Regions from separate parts of the Mus musculus genome. Here region 2 is linked to region 1. The links are chromatin contacts, found by Hi-C or POLR2A ChIA-PET in ENCODE. All regions are on one chromosome and are shown on one strand. Each heading gives the region's core, a stretch centred on a gene start or an enhancer-like site at or near the end of the contact. The rest is flanking DNA. Distances are from core to core; before and after follow the strand shown. Region 1 holds the start of Prdx3 (peroxiredoxin 3). Region 2 holds the start of Cacul1 (CDK2 associated, cullin domain 1).

Evidence for each region. Hi-C counts contacts between places; a loop is a spot of excess contacts on that map. ChIA-PET counts read pairs that join two places held with the same protein, here RNA polymerase II (POLR2A).
Region 2: a loop to region 1 is called in a map of regulatory T cell, with 3 times the contacts of the local background. The contact joins the promoter of Cacul1 here to the promoter of Prdx3 in region 1. A Hi-C loop is called at or near these places in 1 of 37 maps with a recorded cell type or tissue (regulatory T cell). POLR2A ChIA-PET finds 5 or more read pairs at or near these places in 2 of 5 experiments (both embryonic stem cell).

What each region holds. Positions count from the first base shown.
Region 1 is chr19:60,872,927-60,876,308 of GRCm38, forward strand. Prdx3 (peroxiredoxin 3) reads right to left here and starts at 1,612. Exons shown (of 7, transcript NM_007452.2): 1 at 1,506-1,612; 2 at 202-337. The coding sequence starts at 1,541.
Region 2 is chr19:60,579,552-60,582,933 of GRCm38, forward strand. Cacul1 (CDK2 associated, cullin domain 1) reads right to left here and starts at 1,472. Exons shown (of 9, transcript NM_030197.2): 1 at 777-1,472. The coding sequence starts at 1,167.

The DNA.
Region 1 (3,382 bases), core at 362-2,861:
TCTTAAAAGTAAGTTTTAAAATTTTGACACCGCCAAGGACTCACTGTTCCTAACAGTTCCTTTTAGATCCAGCCATCTCTACATTATTCTCATATCCATGTTTAAAATCTCCAAGGACAAGCCTCAAGTATAGCCAGGGTCCAGAGTGGCTGATAAGGGTTTCCTTTTACCTGGATATGACTAGAGCACAGTAACACTTACTGGTGCTAAAGGCTGACTTTCCTTGGGCAGAGGCAGACCACAGTATGTCTGTCAAACAGGTTCTTCTAGAAGCAACAGGCCTAAGAACTGTTGAGGCAGAAATACTCCGGGAAATAGCACTTGCATGACGAGCAACCTGGAAAGAAAAATGCTTTCAATTAGGAAGGCTTTCCGAAAGGGTGACTGAATTCTGCCTTGCTGCTGTCATCCTTTGTTAACGACCCTTTTCCCAACGAAACAGATACCAAATCAAATTAAGAGCATGGGTTGAGTCTACAAGAAAATCATAAGAATAAAGCTTCAAGAATAAAAAATCTCCAAAATTTCAGGAAGGCTAGGCCAGGCTGAGTAGTTGTACCCTCCCCCACCTGGAGCTAACTGCTGCATCATGTAGCCACATCAAGGTTTTTCTCAGAAAAAGTCCCTTCCAGGCTCTCAGTCAAGGAATAGGGTGAAGTTCATGCACTGGGAGTGTTTGGCCCAAGCTCAAGGTTAGTAGTGTTTGCTCAACTTTGATGTCCAACATGGGACAGGAAATTAAGGGCTGAGCCCGGCGATGAGAAAGGAGAGGAGGATGGCTGGCAAGAGGACAGACAGTAGGCTGCTACTAGAGAACAGCAGATACCAAGGCAGAGTCCAGCCTGAGTGTGGGAGTAGAAAGAGGCTCCTGTTACTGTTTTTACTCCCGTTACTTTGTTTATACTCAGACTTAAGTATGAGCCCACAGCCATGTCGAGATGTAGGAAAAACTAAGGTTCAGAAATGTGAAGTCAAGCCAGACAGCACTCCAGAGGCAGAGGCAGTCGGATCTCTGTGAATTCCAGACTAGCCTGAACTACAGAGCGAGTTTCAGGATAGCCAGGGGATACACTGAGAAACCCCGTCTCGAAAAACCACACACACACACACACACACACACACACACACACACACACACACACACACACACACACACACGTGTATCTTGGCCAAGGTCATATTTGGTGACAGATCCTAGAACACAGTAGTCAGCATACTGGCCTCAAAAGTCAGGCCTGGGTGCTTTAGTGAAGAAACAGCAAGGGGACCATCAAGCACAAGGACTTGTTGGAGAGCACATCACCCACGGGGATAGTGTAAAGGCTGTCCTGCGCAGGGGCTAGGGCCTTTCTAGCCGCAGGAGGCCTAGAGGTCCCCGAGCTGAGAACTCCCTCCCATAGGAGCTAGTGGGCAGCAGACCTAAGGGTGCGCGATCCGGTCCTGGAAACAAGTGCGGGCCAGAGTCGCTGTTGTGTCATGCGCCTGCCCAGCTGCCAGCCACTCACCGAGGACCAGAGCAACCTTCCCGCAGCTGCCGCCATCTTCAGAGCACGCAAGAGGCACGATAGGCGGAGATACCGAGGAGTAGCCGGAGCACGCCGGGTGTGCTTCTGCCTGGGGCGTGGCTTCTGCTCCGGGCTTCCCTATGAGGGCGGGGCCTCAGCGAGGCGGGGCTTACGAGGAGTGGGTGGAGGAGGGGTGTGGTTTATGCAAAGAGGCTGGACCTGGGTGTGTGGTTGTGACTTAGGGGAGAAGCCGTAGAACCACTCCTTCCAGCTCAGGGGGAAATTTCCCTTTGACCTCCTGAATACCTGAATGCTTGGATTCCTATTTATGGTACCGACGTATAAAGATCAAATTCAATTTAGGAAGTAGACACTTATTGACATTTCCTGTTGATTTTGTTTCGCTAATTTAGAGTAGTAGAAAGTGTCTGTCTGTGAAAGAATCCAGTTCCCTTTCTATCTCAGGTGGGATCTTCTGCCTTCTGCATTCAGTGGAACAAACTTAGTTATCTGAGTTCTTTAATAAGCTAAGCGACTTAGGGACATCAGAGTTTAGTGTGCTTGAAAACCTTTGATATTGTGTGGGGGCGTTCATTTGGCCTCTCCTCAAAATTGGGATAATTGGGACACATTTTAAATCAATTTATTTGTTAACGCAGATACCAAGTAATGATTGGAGGGCACGGTTTTGAAGTACCACATCAAACACAGAATAAAATTCACATGATAACCACACTAAATGCCATGTCTAAGCTGGTATTTTCCAAGCACTGTTCTGTTACTAATATAGTTTCTCACATCTGCATATTATCTAAATAATATTTTCTTTATGCTAGCTCATTTTAAAGTGCAAATAATCTTATGGGAAAAGAAATGTTAAGTAGGAAATAGTTAAACTTCTACTTATAACAGTATAAATAGAAGGGAATTAAAAATAAACACACTAGTGCAAAATACTGCAAAGTTCCAGCTAGATACAGTTATTTGCTGAAAGTCCGAGTTTTGTTGAAAAGAAAGAGAAGGTGGTCAGAGGCATTCATTTGTAGGTCAGATGATTGAAAGAAACCTAAAAACATTTTGAGTTTCTCATACTGAGATCTGATGTTATTATTTATTTATTTTGCTCTCTACTATATCAGAAATATTCATAAAAGAAAAAAATTATAAATCTAGCTGTCCATGAACCATTAGCTGCTACACAGTGTACCTGTCTTGTGGAGAAAAAAAAAAAGCCTTATACCTAAAGAGACATCTCAACAAGTTCCTCACAGCACTTGCCTTGAACTTAACTGGTACCCAGTGTATGTGTTTGGTGTTCAAGTCTGTGATGGAATATAATTCAGACATAAAAAAGGATGAAGGCTGAGCTTGATGGCTTATACTTGTAATTTCAGCACTTGAGAGGCTGAGGCAGGAGGATAGCCAAGAGTTCAAGGCCAGGCTTTGCTACAGATTAAGATCCACTTGAAACAAAACAAAACTCTGAAGTGTGATAGCACAGGTCACCTTCTTGCCTGTACTTGCTTCTTCTTCTTTTTTTTTTTTTTTAAGATTTATTTTATTATTATTTATTTGTTATATGTAAGTACACTGTAGCTGTCCTCAGACACTCCAGAAGAGGGAGTCAGATCTCGTTAAGGATGGTTGTGAGCCACCATGTGGTTGCTGGGATTTGAACTCCTGACCTTTGGAAGAGCAGTCGGGTGCTCTTACCCACTGAGCCATCTCACCAGCCCCCTACTTGCTTCTTCTTAGTACTGAGGTTACAAGTGTACTCTTACTCATATTACAAATATAGGTAGAATTTGCTTTTGGAGTAGTGAAAACATCATGTGATTAATGGAGCTGAGAATTATAGAACATTAGATAATGGTAGG
Region 2 (3,382 bases), core at 222-2,721, 290 kb before region 1:
ACCACGTTCCTTTTACACTGTCACCACCACTCTGAACTAAAAAGCACTACTACCTTATTCTTTACCTAGCTATGGAAGCACACTGCCTGATTGTGAACATTTTGGGGTCAGTTTTTATCTTCTATCTGCAAGTGAATTTCAAGGCAGACCGCTAAAAAGTTCAACCTGCGGTAGGATCCTGGTTACAGTCACTTGCTGAACCGCTTCTCTGGAACGTGATTTTACACATCAACTTCAAAGACTTGTAGCAGTTCCCACTACATAGTAGAAGTAACTAAGAATTCCCTGACAGGATGCAAAAACTCACAGAGAACAAAGAGTTGCTAGAGACCAACGTTCAGAAGCCCGATTTGCTAAAAGTACAGCGGCAAAGAATACAAGAACACATTTCTTTGCTCTCTGGTTGAAAAAAAAAGACGAAAGGCCTCTAACGAAATTCAAGACCGCCTTACTTTTCCCTCTCGCTCTGTAAGGTGAAACTTTGAAGGGGACACCCTAGAGAAGAGCTTACTAATGTTGAGAGATGATCAGGAGTATTAAAGATCTTTTCTAAAGCATAAGCTGAGGCTGCGCAGGTGTAACAGGCAACACTGGCTGGCTGGCCGGATACTGGCCGCAGACACCGAATCAGGGTGGGAGGGTTAAGAGAAGGAAAGAGAACTAAGCCTGGAACAAAGGAAGTGGAGTTACTCTCAGGGCGGGGGGATTCCACGAGCTGGTGTGGAGAAGCCTGGCTGGGGGGTGGGGGTGGGGTCGTGGAGGAGGGACAGACTCACGGAACTTGGAGGTGGAGGTGTTGATGTTGATAGTGGAGCTGGAGGTGGGGGCAGGGGCCGTCTTGGCCACCGCGGCGGCTGCGTCGCAGCTCTTCAACATCATGATCACCCCGTTTGGTTCCGGCAAGGGCGGAGGCCCCATCGGGAGCCCTTCCTTAGGACCCTTCCTCTCCATGGAGCCCGCGTGCACAGCCAGCAGCTGTCCCCCCGGGAGTTCTCGGCCTGGATCCGGGATGGACGACGAGGGCCGCGGCGGCGGCGGCGGGGGCAGCGGCGGGGCCGGCGGAGGCTGGCGGAAACTGTCCGCGGCGGCCTCCCAGTTGTTGTGATTCTGGTCGTCCATCATTGCCTCGTAGGTGAGCATTTCCTCCTCCTCCATGCTCTCCTCCATCCCGCCGGGCCGCGGCTTCCCAGGCACCTGCCCGCCCACCTCAGCCCCCGGGCCTGGGAGCGCAGAAGCCGCCTCGAGTTCACATCGCCCGGAGCCCTCGCGGGTGCGGCGGAAAATCCAGTGGCGCACCGAGCGCTTTCGCCCTCCGTCAAGACGACTCCGCCGGAGGAACCGCTGACTGAGGTGGGCACTCCCGGGGTCTGGTTCTGAGAGGCAGCCGCAAAGGGCTGACGTCCCTCACGACATTTTACAGCAGTTTCTTCTGGCCTTTGGAAAGGGCTCTGGGGGAGCGGCCAGGAAGGCACGTGATGCGAGGGACGGCCTGGAGAAAGCTGGGCGAAAAGGGGGCGGGAGCTATGAGTCACCTCAAGGCGAATGCACCCAGCGGCGCGATTCCCTCTCCCTCCCCTCCCCACTCCCCCCTCCCCATCAGTTTAGACCAGGTGTCCAGACCCGGATTCGCTGGCCCCGCCCCCGGCCGACATTACGTGATAAAGGACTTTGGTCTGCGCACGCGCATTCTCTAACTTGTTGCCACAACTAGTCTGGGTGTGCCCGAGAGTGGACCCAAAAACGGCGCACCAACGCTCTTATGTTTAACAGCCCCCTTCCCTTTTCTTTTTTAGTCTTTTCGTCTTTTCTTTTTTCTTTTTGTACTCCAAACTGGGCTCCAACTAACTCCAAGCAGTCCTCTTTCCTCAGCCTTCTGAGTGTCCCTTCATACCCCATGCTGGCTAACCTTTCCATAGTGAGGGTCCCCCACCGACACAGGCTTTTTGCCACCCAGACCTTGACCTCGCAGCCTGAGCCTTTGCTTGGGGAATGAAAGGACAGTGTGGCAGTAGGCCCTGGGTACAGACTCCAAAGGGTAGACTGTTGGTGTGTGCCGTTTTTTAGCCCTAGGTATCCCAAACTAAGAAGGACAGAATATTGATTCAGAAATTGCACAATATACATTCCTTCCCAGAGTATGTGAAACATTTACAAAAGATAAACATACTGTGTCTCTAAGCAAGTGTCTCTGCATGTCTGAGGACTGACATAACCACATTCTCTGACCACTGTGCAGTTAGAAACTATTAGGGTTCTCTAGAGTCACAGAACTTATGGAATGTCTCTATGTATTAAGAGAAATTATTGGGATGAATGACAGTCTGCAGTCCAGCTAACTTAGCAATGGCCAGCTGTGATGGGGAGCTCTAAGAATCTAAGTAGTTGCTCAATCCCACCAGGCTAAGTCAGCTGGTCTTCTGTATAAACTAGAATCCTGAAGAAATAGGTTCCAACAGATGTGTTGGCAAGTGCAAGCAGGCAAAGAATGAATGCTTTTTCCATTGTCCTTATGTAGACCTCCAGCAGAAGGTGCGGCCCAGATTAAAGATGTGTACCACCATGCCTGGACCTAAGCTTTTGTTTAATGGAACTTGCTCTGTCTCAGGCTGGGCTTGAACTCAGAGATATGCTTGCCTCTGTCTCCTGGGATTAAATGTGTATACCATCTTGTCTGGGCCTAAGCTTTTCCTGGGCACTGTGCCTCAAGTTCTAGATCAAAAGTGTGTGTCATCCCATGTCAAGACCTGGGTGTCTTCCAGCTTCAAGATCGGGATTGCAGGTGTTCCCTCCATTTCTGGATTGTAGTTCATTCCAGGTGTAGTCAAATTGACAAACCAGAAATAGCCATCACAGAAACCATTAACTGAAGGATAACTGGTAAGTCCCCACTGTGTTAATCTTTTATCAACTCATCAATCTGAAAGTGACTATGAAAACTTTTAGAACTGATGAGATTGGTACAATTATAGTAAACTTTCCTAGAAGGCCCTACTCTAAGGAGTTTTTCCCAGCACACTGTTAAATACTGAACTGTTCATGTGTATTTTGTTAAGATACTCCATATATAACAAGCTTTCATTAACGTGGAAAAGCATAACAGGCTGAGCCAGAGAAATCTTTGATAGAGTCTATTTAGGTGGCCATGGGTAAGAAACAGAAGGGAAGGTGAATGGGCATTCGATACGTGGTTGATTTTTATTTAGAACTTTGTGAGCAATTATTAAATTAGACCTCAAGGAGTTCTGGTAGCTATTCTTGGTGGTCAACTTGACTATATTTGGAATGAACTACAATCCAGGTTTCAAGGACACACATGGGATCCAGATCTTTAGGTGGGAAGACAAACATTTAGTCTGAACCACACCTTCTGCTAGAAGCCTAT